Linked DNA regions of Homo sapiens: region 2 is linked to region 1. Evidence: chromatin loops called from intact Hi-C (ENCODE). Cell type or tissue: heart left ventricle. All regions are shown on one strand.

Evidence for each region. Hi-C counts contacts between places; a loop is a spot of excess contacts. Peaks named below come from ENCODE experiments on the same cell type or tissue, not always from the same donor. Only the 100,000 strongest peaks of a DNase experiment are listed, where the experiment ranks them.
Region 2: a loop joins it to region 1, with 5 times the contacts of the local background. A loop is called at or near these places in 2 of 110 quality-filtered maps.

The regions. Positions count from the first base shown.
Region 1 is chr17:35,049,334-35,057,333 of GRCh38, reverse strand. The region is part of intron 1 of RFFL (ring finger and FYVE like domain containing E3 ubiquitin protein ligase); the gene reads left to right. The region is part of intron 5 of RAD51L3-RFFL (RAD51L3-RFFL readthrough); the gene reads left to right. It overlaps LOC124904123 (small nucleolar RNA U13), which reads left to right and starts at 2,840; the gene lies at 2,840-2,946. In heart left ventricle, no CTCF peak of the experiment used is centred here; no DNase peak of the experiment used is centred here; H3K4me3 peaks cover 535 bases; H3K27ac peaks cover 955 bases.
Region 2 is chr17:34,542,677-34,550,676 of GRCh38, reverse strand. No RefSeq gene overlaps it. Among named protein-coding and RNA genes, the nearest start is that of TMEM132E-DT, 33 kb to the left of the region's middle. In heart left ventricle, a CTCF peak has its summit at 7,758 (motif pointing left); no DNase peak of the experiment used is centred here; H3K27me3 peaks cover 4,670 bases.

The DNA of each region.
Region 1 (8,000 bases):
TGAGTGAAGTGGGAGAGCTGCATGAGGTAAAGTGGAAAAGGCAAGCAGAGCCCACATCACATGGGGACTTTGTGGGCTAGATAGTGAGTCTAGCCTTCACTCAAAAGTGTGGTGGGGCTGGGCATGGTGGCTCACACCTGTAATCCTAGCACTTTGGGAGGCTGAGGCAGGTGGATCACCTGAGGTCAGGAGTTTGAGACCAGCCTGGTCAACGTGGTGAAACCCCATCTCTACTAAAAATATAAAAAATTTTAGCCAGGCATGGTGGCTTATGCCTGTAATCCGTGCTACTCGGGAGGCTGAGGCAGGAGAATTGTTGGAACCCGGGAGGTGGATGTTGCAGTGAGCCGAGGTTGCACCACTGTACTCCAGCCTGGGTAACAAAAGTGAAAACTCTGTCTCAAAAAAAAAGAAAAAGAAAAAAAAAAAGGGTGGTGGGACACCATTGAAGGCTTAAAACAGAAAGTGACAAGCAAAGATTCTTTTTCTAAATAAAAGGTTACCCTGGCTACTCTGTAGAGAATAGAGAGTCACAAAGAAGGGACCAGTAAGGAAGTGTTTGTCTCCCTTCTTGAGAAGGATCATCGCAGATAGGGCAGGATATGGCAGTGGACATAGAACGGGATAGTTGCAGGATGCATTTAAAAAGTAGAACCAGGCTGGGCATGGTGGCTCACGCCTGTAATCCCAGCACTTTGGGAGGCTGAAGTGGGCAGATCACCTGAGGTCAGGAGTTTGAGACCAGCCTGACCAACATGGAGAAATCCCGTCTCTACTAAAAATACAAAATTAGCCGGGCGTGGTGGTGCATGCCTGTAATCCCAGCTACTCAGAAGGCTGAGGCAGGAGAATCATTTGAACCCAGGAGGCGGAGGTTGTGGTGAGCCGAGATCATGCCACTGCATTCCAGCCTGGGCAACAGAGCAAAACTTTGTCTCAAAAAAAAAAAAAAAAAAAAGTAGAAGTAAAATTCACTAGAGAAGGAAAGGAAGAAGGAAGAGTATGGAGTACAGAACCCTAGGGCCTATGTAGGGGGCAAAAGAAGGAACCAGGGAAGGAAAATAAGGGAGCAAGAGTGGTCATTGATGTCAAAGGTAAGTCAGGCTACCACGCTTGCAGTGGGAGCCAGTGTGGGAGAAGGAGTCTGTAAGGGGAATTCAAGTGTATCCAGAGTAAGTGTGCTGTCTGATGTGTGGCAAGTCAATACCCAAGACCTGGGGGCGGGGTTTATTTGTTGGGCTGCAGAATGAGGAGATGAGAGGGAACTGCAAATCCGTCCTCCTGAGGAGTTTGGAGCTAGGGTTTTTAAGGATTTTGGAGTGGGCTGGAATGTGGAGATTGTTGGGTGGTCAGAGAGAGAAAGGTGAAGTAATGGGACCCGGAGATGAAAAAACTGTATTATGCTGATTTTATTTCTCTCTGAGGGTCTTCAAACTGGTTGGCATCAGCTGTTTTACCAGAATTTGGGATCTGAAAAATATCTCAAGCAATTCTTAAAAAAAAAGCCTTATGCTTCTAATGTCAGAGATACTATCTTTAGAAACAATAGGGATGCAAATGGTCAGTATCTAGCGCTGTGTGACTTTCAGTTACAAGGAAATGTGTCAAAATCCAGCCTGATTAATGTTTTTTTTTTGTTTGTTTGTTTGTTTGTTTTTTTTTGAGATGGAGTTTTGCTCTTGTGGCCCAGGCTGGAGTGCAATGGCATGATCTCGGCTCACTGCAACCTCTGCCTCCTGGGTTCAAGTGATTCTCCTGCCTCAGCCTCCTGAGTAGCTAGACTACAGGTGTGTGCCACCACACCTGGCTAATTTTGTATTTTTAGTAGAGATGGGTTTTCACCGTTTTGGCCAGGCTGGTCTCAAACTCCTGACCTCAGGTGATCCGCCCACCTTGGCCTCCCAAAGTGCTGGGATTACAGGTGAGCCATCGCACCTGGCCTAATGCTTAATTAAAGTTATATTTCTGTCCATAGTTCTTGGTAACCCTCTGAAGACAGCTTCATAATGAAGAATTTGGGTAGGTTTTGGGTGCATGGGGCTTCAGGGAGTCATGAAGGTTGAGGACATAGGAAAGAATCACACATTTATCCATCAGAAGATCATTGGTGACCATTGGCCGGGCGCTGTGGCTCACGCCTGTAATCCCAGCACTTTGGGAGGCCGAGGCAAGTGGATCACGAGGTCAGGAGATCGAGACCATCTTGGCTAACACGGTGAAACCCCGTGTCTACTAAAAATACAAAAAAATTGGCCAGGCGTGCTGGTGGGCACCCGTAGTCCCAGCTACTCAGGAGGCTGAGGCAGGAGAATGGCGTGAACCCGGGAGGTGGAGCTTGCAGTGAGCCAAAATCGCGCCACTGCACTCCAGCCTGGGCAACAAAGCAAGACTCAATCTCAAAAAAAAAAAAAAAGCTGTTGGATCGGTGTTTACTAAGCACCTACTCTAAGCCTGTCACTGTGTTAGTGTTAAGGATTTGTGTGAATGACCTCTTTTAGGTACTTCATTTTACAGATGAGAAAAATGACGCTTAGGGAATTAATCACCTTAACAGGTCACACAGAAAGAAGACTATGAGTTCTGTCTGACCCAGGCCCCATGCTCCTAAACCTTGCATGACACTGCTCTTTGGAAAGCCCTATCAGGACATCAGCTAGAGAGGAATGAAAGGTTTTTAGAGCCCAGTGATGGCTTACCCCAGCTGTATGAATTTGTTAGCAACCCAGTTAAATAAAGTCTTCTGATTTTTCTATAGTAATCTGGCAGTTTAGGAATGGAGAGGTGGGGGAGGGAGGGGAAGATAAAAGATAGAGTAAGAGTTCAGTAAATTAGAAAGGGGATTATTTTGTTGTTCATAAGTGTAATGATTGGATTTTCATGCACATGTATGAGATGTGCCTCCATCAAGCCTTGTTACTACAAAGTCAGTGCATTACCCATCTGATGTGGGAAAAATAAATCAGAAAGAGGCCTCAGCTTGTGGGAATGGTGGAATGCAATGGCTTGTGTTGTTAAGCAAAATTGTGTTTTACAGTAAATATTTATTGTGGTTCTTTTGATGCAAGTTATATTGGGATATGGAGGAAAATGCAAAAATGGATAAGATGGTGTATTTGACCTCTACACGGTTAGAGAGGAAGGTAAAGTGCTTCACTATAGTGCTTGATTGAAGGGTATGACAGGGGTGGAAGGTGGAGAAGTATGGGAAAGTATTATACAAGTTAGCTTGTAGAGCGAGGGTGGCATTAGGTAGGGCTGGCCAGGGTGGTGCCAATCTAGCTTCTCAGGATGACCCCTCAGGATTTTGGTCACTGTGTCGTCAGTCTAGTCTTGGGTCACAAAATGTATTTTGTGGAGAACCTGGAAATAATTAGTCTTGAAGACAGGATTGTATTCAGACTTGAGTGATTGAGCTCAGAATGGAATGCCAATTTATTATTTTAGAATGAAGGATTCCTTTTCCGTTAACGGGATTCTGGAATTTGTTAGGATAATTGCTTTTCAATATCAAGAGATCTGGCAATCAAATTTAATAATATCAAGCTTGCTTGGTGAGCATGGATTTATAAGATAGAATGGTTTGTGGGGGAGAATATAGTTACAAAAAAGATTATTGTTTCCCATAATGCCTGGTATTGTATTAAGTACTTTGCATACAGTAGGGCATTTCATTGTCCCAGTGATCCTCCTGCAAAGTAGGTACAATTATCTTCAATTTACAAATGAGGAAACCAAGCTCTCTTCAAGCTGATAAGATGCTGAACTGAGATTTGAACCAAGTCCCTCTGCCCCTAAGAGCCCCTACCCCTAGCTGCTACTATATGCTGTACCCATCTAAGCTTTGTGAAATAACCTTGTTCCACTGCAGAGAAGATGTTGTGTCACCTATCTCTAGTATTTCTTGGCTTTGGGCAGTTCTGGAGTCAAAATGCCCCTCCCTGTTTTTTCTAGATTTTTCCAGATTTCTTTGTTAACCAGTCTTAGATGTGGTCACATTCTTTGTTTAAATACCCGTGTATTAATATAGTCATCCAAGCCTTTTTGTCCTCTTCTTGCTTTTGGTTTGGAAGATACTCTGTCTCTTTGGAGGAACTTTACATATCTGTGCACATTGATTTTGTGTTGATTTTATTATCTTAATTTTATGGGTTAAGTTTTTGAGTTTCTTCCAGCTCCTAGTCCATCAACTCCTTCCTGTCCCCTTCCTCTTCCACTAGACTTAAATTCAGATACTAATGCCAATTTCTGAATACTCAGTCTGGCTCCAGTCCACCTATCCAATTTAGACATGGCTCTCTGGATCACTAGCTATTGCCAGTTACTCACTGCTCCTGTATGATCTTGATTTCCTACTTGAGTACCCTTGTTTCTGTTGTGCTTTTGGCTTGGAATGTCATTCTTCCCATGAAGGCTCCCTAGTCTGATCCCTCACTGGGAGTAATCACTTCTTCCTGAGTCTCATAGCAGAGAATTCTCTTTTATGTCTCCTTTGTGGCACATTACACTTTCTGCCATCTATTATAGTTGTTTGTGTACCTACCTATCTCCTACTAGACCATGGCCTCACTGAGCAGATCTGTCTGGTTGACCTTTGTCTTTCTCCTAGTATCTAGTTCAGTTCCCTGCACATAGTGGGCATTCAATATCTATTGGATGAATGAATGAATAACTGAACAGAATTTCAGGTTTTTAAGTTTCTACTCATTGTTTATTATAGATTCCCTCCCTTTTTTGCTTTTCTTCTTCCTTTCACATTTCCTTTTCTTTCTTTTCTATTAACCTGTGTTTTCCCTTGCACTGACTCACTGAACTTCTCTTTACCACCCCCTTTTTTTTACCCAGATTTTGCCTCATTCTCTCCTCATTAGCAGTCACTATGTGGGTGTGCCACATGCTGCTGGTCAGATTTTCTCCATCCTTTTGTGGCTTGAGTTCCCCCATGAATCAGATGAGCAGCATAGGAATTGACTGGTGATTACATTAACATCTTAATAAAAGACCATGTATAAAGAACAGTACTTAAAATTTGTCAGTATATTGCTTTCAAGAGGGAAATTTTCCAATGCATGTTTCAAGTGAAAGGGAAAGGGAAAAAAAATCTTCCGGTACTGGGGAGGTAGATCAGGGCATTTTATTCACAGTGTGGGATGTGGGATGTCAAAGGCATCTTATTTGACCAAAGAAATAATGCAGGAAACCACAGAAACTTCTGCTAACCGTTAATATTGAATCCTCAAATTTTTCTACAGCTGGAGAAAACATTAGAGATGAATGTAGTTCAACCTTCCTGTTTTCCAGATGAGAAAACAGACCCAAAGAGGCTAAATGACTTGTCCATTAAGCTGGGGTATTTGTTGCCCAGTGTTTACTTCTAGAACTGAATGTGGCCTGGGAAACCACCAAATCTTTGAAAGTAGTGGAAAGTTACACTTGAAGTGGAGGCTTTAGGTGTCTAAAATTGAAGGCTTTTGCAATGCTGAAAAGTAGACTTTGTCCAGTTGGTAGCAGGTTGGATTTGAGGCAGTGTTCACGAAAGGGCTGTTTAACTGTCTCAGTCACTCCCTTCTGGGAATCTGTTCCTTCTGCATTTGAAAAGGGGCCAGCGTTTAATTATTAAAACATTTTCAATTTTTCTTGCTCTTTTTCCCAGCCCTCATATTCGAAGTTTTGTTTCAGGCTTTATTTCCTTATCTCAGCACTATTTGTGTTAAGTTTTTATTGCTTAAGTCAGATGTCAGTACGAAGCATGGGAAATCCAGAAAGTGTCTTAGACACTCATGATTGGTTTTTGGTGCTTGTTAGGTGAATCTTTTACCTGACTCATATAATAATGTACTTTATTGTCACTGAAATACTGTCTAGTGAACCAGTTGGCAGCAGATATGAAAGGTTACCTACTTGTTGAAGGTCTAGGGTACAGCGGTGGAAAGAGATCAGATAGCCCAAAACAGGAAGTCAAGTGCAAACAGGATGTGTTTGTCTGCTGTAACTCGTGTGCCTGTGTTTTGAAACTTGGTGCTGTTAAAAAGTCAAGACTTCTAGTATTTGAGCTTGGCTGAAGAAGTCTCCATTTTGGGTTTGAAAAGAAGCTAACATAACTAGTCCTTTACAGCCCTTGCCTTTACCCATATGCATGTCTTTCTTGTAGGGACCATTCTTTCTTCCTGGGCATGGTTGTTTATCCTAGTTTATACTGTACTGCATCCATATGGTTTATAAAATGAAGCCACTGAATTGACTGTTGATGTTACTTTTGGTAGATATGGGATTCAGTCTGTGTTTGGCTATTTTTTTAAATAACAATGGGAAATTTTAGCCTATAATTCACAATCCTTTTATTTTTTATTTATTTTTTATTGTTTTGAGACAATTTCACTCATGTTGCCCAGGCTGGAGTGCAATGGCACGATCTTGGCTCACCACAACCTCCGCCTCCCAGGTTCAAGCGATTCTCCTGCCTCAACCTCCAGAGTAGTTGGGATTATAGGCATGTGCCATCACACCTGGCAAATTCTGTATTTTTAGTAGAGACAGGGTTTCTACATGTTGGTCAGGCTGGTCTCAACCTCCTGACCTCAGGTGATCTGCCCGCCTCGGCCTTCCAAAGTGCTGGCATGTGCCATTGTGCCTGGCCTCCATCCTTTTATTTTAATTAATTTTTTTTTTTTTTTTGTAGAGCCTGGGGAGTGGCTCATGCCTGTAATCCCAACAGTTTGGGAAGCTGAGGCGGGAGGATCGCTTGAGCCCAGGAGTTTGAGACCAACCTAGGCAATATAGTGAGACCTCCGTTTCTACAAAAATAAAAATAGCTGAGTATGGTGGCATGTGCATGTAGTCCCAACTATTCAGGAGGTTGAAGTGGGTGGATCACCTGAGCCCAGGAGGTCAAGGCAGCAATGAGCCAAGAGTGCATCACTACAGTCCAGCCTTGACACCAGAGTGAGGTCTTGCTATGTTGCCCAGGCTGCGAGCTGGTCTCAAACTCCTGGCCTCAAGTGATTCTCCTCTCTTGGCCTCTCACAGTACTGGGATTACAGGTGTGAGTTACCACACCTGGCCACCACCTTCTATTTTTTAATTTTTATTTTTTGAGACTGGGTCTCCCTCTCACCCAGGCTGGAGTGCAGTGGTGCAATCACAGTTCACTGCAGCCTTGATCTCCCAGGCTCAAGTGATCCTCCCACCTCAGCCACCCAGTAGCTGGCATTACAGGTGTGAGCCACTACAACAGGCCCATTTTTTTTTTTTTTTTGAGATGGAGTCTTACTCTGTCACCTAGGCTGGAGTGCAATGGCGTGATCTCAGCTCTCTGCAACCTCTGCCTCCATGGCTCAAGCAATTCTCCTGCCTCAGCCTCCTGAGTAGCTGAGATTACAGGTGCCCACCACCATGCCTGGCTAATTTTTGTATTTTTAGTAGAGACAGGGTTTCGCCATGTTGGCCAGGCTGGTCTCAAACTCCTGACCTCAGGTGATCAGTCCACCTCGGCCTCCCAAAGTGCTGGGATTACAGGCGTGAGCTACCACACCTGGCCCATTCTTTTAAATAACAGTCTGCTTTTGTTGGTTTCCAGAATTTTTAGCCTATCTTTTGAGTGTTTTCTGAGTGTGGTGGTTTACAAATAACTACCGGGTGTTTGTGAACTTTTTTTAGTCTTTGAATTCAAACTCTCTTTGAGTACTGGAGGCTGCATCTAATGCTAGCTGCTGAATTGCTTCACCCCTTGGCAAGTCTCTGGAGAAGAGATTAAGTAAGTAATTTGCTTGGGGTCACTCAGCTGATAAACAATCTCAGCAGCCCCTATTTTCTGAACCCACCTCCCATTTCCCATTGCTTCCTACTGTGAAATCTGCTCTATTGCATTCATTAGAGGACTGGATTGGTTATAGGATAACCATCTGCTCGAGTCATCTCAGGATCTTTGTAGATTATCACAACCACTTGAACCAGGTCCATTCTGCTGGTCTCATACTATAATATGGGACAGGTAAAGGTTTTGA
Region 2 (8,000 bases), 510 kb after region 1:
TCAGTTTCCAAACTGGACCAAAGGCAGACCTAGGGGAGTGTGTCTGTCCTCCCTTGCAGGCGGCAAGTGGCTATATCTTCCCAGAGAGGCCTTTGCAGGAGACCTAGTGTCTTGGCCAGCATGCTCCACTTCGGTTCTCAGCGGCACTGCTATTGCCCACTCACCTGAGATACTGGGAGACACCAGATGCCCCCACTGCCTCACTCCCACACTCAGTCACTGCCGCCCTTTGCTCCCTCCCCATCCCTTGAGTTTGGCCCTCCTTGGTGTCTGTGTCAACATCCCTCACTGGTCCCAGCCCTCGCTTTTCTCAGTGGATCACCGCAGCCACCTCCTGACGGCTCTGCCTGGCCCCAGGCACCCTCACCTCTAATCCATTCTCCATACTGCGGCTAGAGCGATTTTTCCAAACTTCAATTCTGGTCATGTCAACCTCCTGCTTAAAACACTTCCATAAGTTCCCTTTTGCCCCCGGGATAAAGTCCAAACTGTTTAGCATGGCTCACACAGCTGTCCATGGCTGGCCCCTGCCAACTGTCCACCTCCCTCCCTCCTTCCTCCTCGGCTTCCAGCTCTCATTCTGTTCCCAGCCCCACTGAACTCTCTGTGGTTCTTGGGCAATGCCACATCCTCTCTTGCTCCCCTGCTCTGCACATGCTGCCCCTTTGGTCTAGAACATTATCCTCTGGTCAGTATCACTTGCCACACCCAGGTCTAGGCTCCTGCGAGTCTGGTTAACACTTAATTGCTCTTCAGAACTCAGCTTTAAGCAAACCCCTTCTGAAACCCTTTACTCTTCCCACCCTTCACTGCTGGCCTGGCCAGGCCCCCTTAGGCTGGAGTCATCTCTGTTATTCGTCCTTTGGCACTCAGTTTCTAGATGACAGGAATCTTGTTCATCTCTGTACCTGCAGGTACTATAGTTGCTCAATGAATATTTGAGAGGGAAAAATATCCCAAATGAATGAATAAATGGATGGGAAAGCATTCGTTCACACTCACTCATTTATTCATGTGTTTATTCAACAGATGTTTGCTGATTACCTACTAGATGCCAGGAGCTGGGGGCAGCACAGAACTGAACATAACAAGAAGGTCCTTGCCCTTATGGAGCTTGTGTGCCCACAGGCAGAGGAGTGAATATTGTCTCTTTCTTTTGCAGCTCTGAGGTTTTGGAACTTAGATATTTTCTCTGCTTGAACCATTGAGAAATCCTTTTGGGTGAAGATAGCAAGACCTGTGCTAGGGTTGGGGCTGGAGCTAGGGCCAGGCAGGAACCTACTAACCTGCTTGGGGCCACCTCCCTGGCCCTCCTGAGGGTGTTACCTCCTCAGAGGGCTGCTCCCCTTCTCCTGCTCCTACTCTTCCTCTTCCTCCTCTCCCCTCCTCTTCTTCAGCTGTTCTATTTCCAAGCAGGCAGCTTAACTTAGGCCTCCTGGTTGGGCCTTTAATTTGGATTTATTGCTGGCTGTGATTGTATGTTAAACAAACTCTAGGCGATTATTAAAAACATGATTATTGCGGTTTATGGTCCTGCTTGGTCCTCAGTGGGTTTTCTGGTTCTGAGAGCTGGCCAAGACTCTCTGATACAGTGCGAGAGGTGAAGACCTCCAGAGTGGATCCCCATACCTCCCCAGCCTCGTGACACCTCTGGGGGAGGAGGGGCCGAGGGGACTTCTAGGAGAACAGAGAACCAGTGGAGGTGTGGTGATGTGGCAGGAGCACTAACTGGGCACCCAGGAGGCCTAGTGTCAATTTGACTCACAACTCTCCTCCTCCTCCTTTTTAGAGACAGAGTCTTGCTCTTTTGCCCAGGCTGGAGTACAGTGATTTGATGATGACTCACTGTGGCCTCAACCTCCTGGGCTCAAGTGATCCTCCCACCTCAGCCTCCAGAGTAGTTGGGACTACAGGTGTGTGCCACCGTGCCTAGCTAATTTTTTAATTATTTTTATTTTTTATAAAGATAGGGTCTGGTTCTGTTGCTCAGGCTGGTTTCAAACCCCTGTCCTCAAGCAGTCCTTCTGCCTTTGTCTTCCAAACTGCTGAGATTATAGGTGTGACCCACACCATGCCTGCCCTTGACTTACAATTTCTTTGGGCTTCAATTTCCACATCTGAAAACCAGAGAGTTGGACCAGATAACCCAGTGCTCTGAGGACTGAAACCCAAGTACCTGTTGGGGGCTGGAGGGTCTTCACTTTGTTCCACAGAAAGACTCCAGCCAGGGGCACCTATAAGCCAGACACAAACAAGAACATCCCATCATGGGCGTCCAATGAAGATCCACTCACTTTCTTAACCTGGTCATGCTGACTTGGAGAATGTCTTTCTGTGGTCAGATAAGCTGACATCTGGTTTGGGTGACCAAGGACACATCCAGACAAAGGCATTGGCAAGGTGAAACTGATGCAGAAGCAGGCAGGCTCCTGGCCTGGGAGCTAGAACCCTTGGGCTCCAGCCCCATCTCTGCTACTGATTGGCTGAATGGCCTTGGGAAAGTCACTTCTCCATGCAGGGCCTCCGTTTCTTTTTCTCTAAAGAAAGAGTGGACTATTCAGTGCTATGCAAACTTTAAAAAGTTAACAGCATCTTTTTTTTTTTTCCAAAACAGAATCTTCTGTAGCAGCTAAAGAGACAAGGTGGATGAGGAAAGGAGCTACTGGAAGCCCAGAGGAGAGTGTTTGGCCCAGCAATCTCCCTTCTTCCCCTTGCATCTGCCCAGGCTGGAAACACTGGGCTCTCCCAGGAGCTCTCAAATACCTTCCTTTAAAGTCAGTTGTGATGCTATCCAATTCCCTTTCCATATGTTAAAGCCCTCACTTTAGAAAGAGTGAGGCCTGCCCATTGCCTCATCGATCCTCCCGACCTCCTTGAAAAGGACAGGCAGGCTCTGACTCCTACTTTGCAGAAGGTAAGGCCCAGGCTGATGAAAGGTTGTCTCCAGAGGTGGGATCAAGCTTCCCCAGGCAGGCTGCTGCCCTGGTCTCTGGCCTCTCTCCACGGGGTGGTGCAGGGTTCAGCATATAGGCCTGTGCCATGCCCTCAGTGCAGCTCCAGAGGTCTGCACCACCTGCTGGCCTCCTGTTCCACCTTGACTTGGCTCCTCAGGCAAACACTTGGGCCAATCCCAAGCCTGATGAATTTTTGATGAACTTTGAGTAAAGGCACTTTTAAAAATTCAGAAAGGTAGGGAGGTGCTGGGAACCAGGGAGGCATTGCTGCTGCTCCCCTCCCCCACTTCTCCTCATGAAGCCTGAGCCCTGGAGCATGTGGGTAAGGAGAAGGGCGGGACACAACTGAGCCACCCAGACCAAGTGAGCCTGCAAAACAAGGCCACTGCCCTGGAGAAGGCTTTACTCTAGCCTTTCTGATTGGAGCAGAGGCAAATTCCAGAAACAAAGGATGTTAGGTATGGAAAAACAGTTAGAAATATCATCTAAGTCTAACCTCCTTGTACTATATTGAAGTAAGAAACTGAGTGTCATAGAGGCAAGGTGACACACCCAAAGTCAAGCTCAAAGGGGCCAAGAAAGGACAAGACCTCAGTCCCTCTTTCTCCCATCCAATGCTGAGTTCACAGGCCACTTCTGGACCCAAGTGCCTGAGATAGGCTTCCTGACCCAAAGTCAGAGCTTTGCATTCCAGTGCCCCTACCCTCCAATACCCCAGTAGAGCCATTTCCAGAATGTTCAGAACCCAGGGACAGACTGGTCATCCCTCAGTAAAGCCTGGAAAGACAGAGACTTGGGAAAGTGGGGAGACAAGTGGCAGCTCCCTACCCTGGATGCTAGTTTTCACTGATGCTAATCAACAGTAACCCCTCAATTCTCATCCCCCCGGTCCTTAGAGCTTAGAGGAACTGGGTCTCCTCCTCCCTCTGTTTATACCCCAAACCCTTCAGGTTACCTTTCTGTGGCTTAATTTCCTCCTTCCATCAGCCCTCAATGGCTCTTCCAGCCTGGTTTGGCCTGGTTAAAATCATGTCCAGACTGGCTTGGAGTCCTCTCAGCTGGTGGCTGGATGGAGAGGGACTGATGTGCAGTCAGTGATCTGGATTCCAACTGGGGTTCTACCAAAACTAGCTGTGTGACTGTGGCCAAGTTATTGAACCTCTCTGAGCTTCTTAAATGGGAGATGCAGAGAATAAAATGAGACAAAACAAGTGAAGACCTAGGAAGGAGACACAGACCAGGTGCTGCACACATGTTGGATATGTTGCTTTCACCTTTTGAAAGGGCATTTCCCACATCTTACTTCACCATCTTCTTTGACTCCCCACCATGGTTGATCTCTTTAGAAATCCTCATAACCTGAAGATGGAGCCGGCTGGCATACCGCACAACTTAAGGGGGCACCATTTATCTTATTGAATAGCACATGTGAATGGCACATCCTGGAGTCAGGGGGCTCCATGTGAGGCCCCCGGCGGGGAAGTGGCATGGAAACCCTGGGTCTTTAGCATCTGATAACTCTCTTGGGCTTGTTTTTCCTGCTGAAGTTCCATTCCCTTCTCTTGGCAATGATACCTGTTATCTTGTCTGGTTCTTTATGTATTTTGAACTTTACTCTGAGAACTGAGATTTCAACTTGATTCCCATAATTTAGACTTCAGCTTTTGGAACAACTTCTGTCTTCACCAGTGTGTCCTGCTTTGATTTCCAAGCACGTAAGATTCTAGAGACACATTTTTTGGTCTATTTCAATTGCACATTCATAGGACTTGTAAATATAAAAGAGGCCCATAAACTGAGAGGTGCTGGGTAATGGCCTTTAAAACAGTAGGTTTTATATCAGAATCTGAACAGTGGTCCCTAAATCGGGCATCTGGGTTTGTGCCCTCCAAGTCTTCAAACCCAAGGTGAGATTCTGCGTGTGCTTCAAGATGTGTCTGGAGGATCATAATGCAGGAAATACAGAGCCCAGTTTTATGTTCATCTTTATCTTTATATTTTGAACCCTGGCCCTTCTACTTCCTGACTGTGTGACCTTACACACACTCCATCACTTCACTGAGGCTCAACTTTCTCATTTGTAAAATGAGGCTAATAATTACCCACTGGCATTATAGGGCTGGGGGACAGATATCTGAGATAATTTTTGTAAAATGGCTGCCATTCCATACACCCCAAGATGTTGCTTCTTGCCCCCTCCTCATATCACAGAAAAGAAAGTGGAAGCTCAGGGAGGTCACGTTGCCAAAGATTGTTCAGGCAGCTGGGATTCACATCCAGACCTGCCTGACTCTGAAGTTCATGCTTCACTTTCCAACCTAGCTTTATTGAAATAATTTTTAAAATTGTAGTAAAGTATACACAGCATAAAATTTACTACTTTAACCATTTTTGAGGGCGTAGTCCAGTGGCATGAAGTATATTCACATCGTTGTGCAACCATCACTACCATCCATCTCCAGAACTTTTTTATCTTCCCAGATTGAAACTCTGTCCCCATTATACAGTAACTCCCCATTCCTCCCTCCCCCAGCCCTGGTATCCACCTTTTTACTTTCTGTTGCTGTGAAGTTGACTATTCTGGGTACCTCATATTGGTGGAGTCATGCAATCTTTGTCCTTTTGCGACTGGCTTGTTTCACTTAGCTAATGTCATCAAGGTTCATCCATATTGCAGCATGTGTCAGAAATTCCTGTATTTTAAAAGGCTGAATAATTTTCTGTTGTATGGATGTACCACATTTTATTTACGTAAGGATATGTTTTCATGCACAAAATGAGCCTGGTACACAGTAGCTGCAAATCATGATATTATCATTATTGGTAATTATCATTCAGCTACTTGACTATTACAACATTTGCTGTAAAATTCAATTCTTCTAACAATATTAATAGTAGTAGTGACAATAATAAATGCTTACCAAATAGAGACATCCATCCTTTTTCCATCTGAGGATTTCCTTTGTCCAGTAGGCTCAAACTCTGGCATGCCTCAGAGACACACAGGGAGTTTGCTAACCACACAGATGCCCTAAACCATCCTGATGTTTTTATTGTCAACATTCTCCCTGAAGTCTGTTGTGCACCAAAGTTCTGAGCACCACTGTCCTGGTCTTTGAATCTTTCCATGGCCTACCATCCCTGACAGTGTCTGGAAAGATGCCACAAGACCAAGGTTGGGAGGATGTGTGGGCAGAGGAGTGGAAGCCCGGAGGCTCCTGGGCAGCTTCTCTGAGACCACAAGCTCTGGCTTTGTGACTGGTCCTATTCTGACCTCTCCTGTGTTGGAAAAGCATTTCAGCCCTTTCTGGGGGAAATGCGTGATACAAGAAATGACCTATTCAGACCTGTGATTGGAACTCAGGCAGACAGCTGTATCCCTCTGACCTCCACCCTCCCATTGGGTTAGGATAGAATTTTTGGCTCAAGGCTGGCATAATTAGGAGGTTTGGTGAGCAGGCTGGTTGGGGCACTTTGTTTGTAACTCACCTTGGAAAGGCTTCTGGCATCATCTTCCACACAGAGAGCAGGGAGTGTGTATGCCCTGGAACCCACATGTTCATCTTTCCCAATTAAAGTGCACCATTAGCTCCATCTTTAGACGCCCTCCTCTAATTCCTCCACTCAAAGTTCAGGCAGGAAGTCGATGCTGGCTGCAGCAGGGGAAGCACCAACATCTTCAGCATCCCCTTGGCCAAACTCTGTGGGAAGCTATGGGTCCCAGAGGAGGGTGGAGAGAGTGATTCCAAAGGGGCAAATGGAAGGTATCACTGCTTTCCCATCTGCCTAAAAGTCCTTGCCTTCCCCTGTTTCTCCCTTGTCGAACTGGCAACCTCCTACTTATCCTTGAGGACTTAGCCCAAAGTCACCTCTTCTGGGAAAGCTTCCCTGACGTTCCTGCCCTAGGAAGCTTACTGTTGTATCAACTGCATGATTAGAGACCATTGCTTATTTATCCCATTACCCTGGGTCTTTTGTTTTGTTTTGTTTTGGTTTTGCTGAGGGAGTGGCGGCTGGAAATGGGAATCTCAGGTAGATGTATCCATATTACAAAGGTATAGCTAAAAAGTACACCACAGCATTTTTACTAAAGGATTATATATTCGCACTAAGAATCATGTTCTGGTTAAGAATTCCATCATTTTGTGTGAGGCCCAGTCACAGATTTAGGCTGTGGTTTGTTGTATTGGTCTAGAGATCAACTAGGGATTTTAATGTGACTAAAATAAGGCAGGCCATATGTGACAACATTCAGAATTCAGCATAGCATCTTTCTCATGCCTTCCATTTCCTTCCCGTCATCTTGTTTTCCTTGTAGCCTTAAGGACAGATATCCCGGATAATGTTCTGGTGATGAACAACTATAGTTTTACTGAAAGAAAATTATTGTGTCACTTTAAAGTTAATAGTTTTGAAAAAGGGAAAAAAAGAGAGCCAGTTAAAGTCCAATTGCTTATTCAAAATGGTTCTCCCAAATCTTGTCATGGTTCTGCAAATCCTACTCTAAATTCTATCCTGTGACTTTGTTACTGCCCAAGGACATGACATTTACAGAAACCAATAGGCATAGACGAAAATGTCAAATTATTGATGCCTATCAAGGTAGTTTAAAATGCCCCTAAACACCTGGGATTATCTAGTAAGTACTCCCTCAGTTCAGGGTCCATATCCTTCATGTATAATAGACAGTCCTTTCTCGAGGCCCCCAAAATGTCCATTTTGACCACTCAAGGGTTTATCAGTTGATATTTACAATATAGAGAACCTACTATGTGTCAGACCTTGTGCCTGTGTGCATGGCGCCCCCTGGAGTTACAAATCGGAATAGCACCAATTTATGTCAGGTCCGTGCAGTGCGGAGGGGCACTTGGAGCTACAATTGGGCTCTACCTGTGGATTTTCTATTTTAAATCTAATTTTGGAACATTTTGAGATTTACAGGAAAGTTGCAAATATGGTGCAGAGAGTTTCCGCATACTGCTCCCGTGGCTTTAGGGGCTCTTCCTTAGAACAGCCTAGAGAGGAAATTATCTCTCTGGTCTCAGC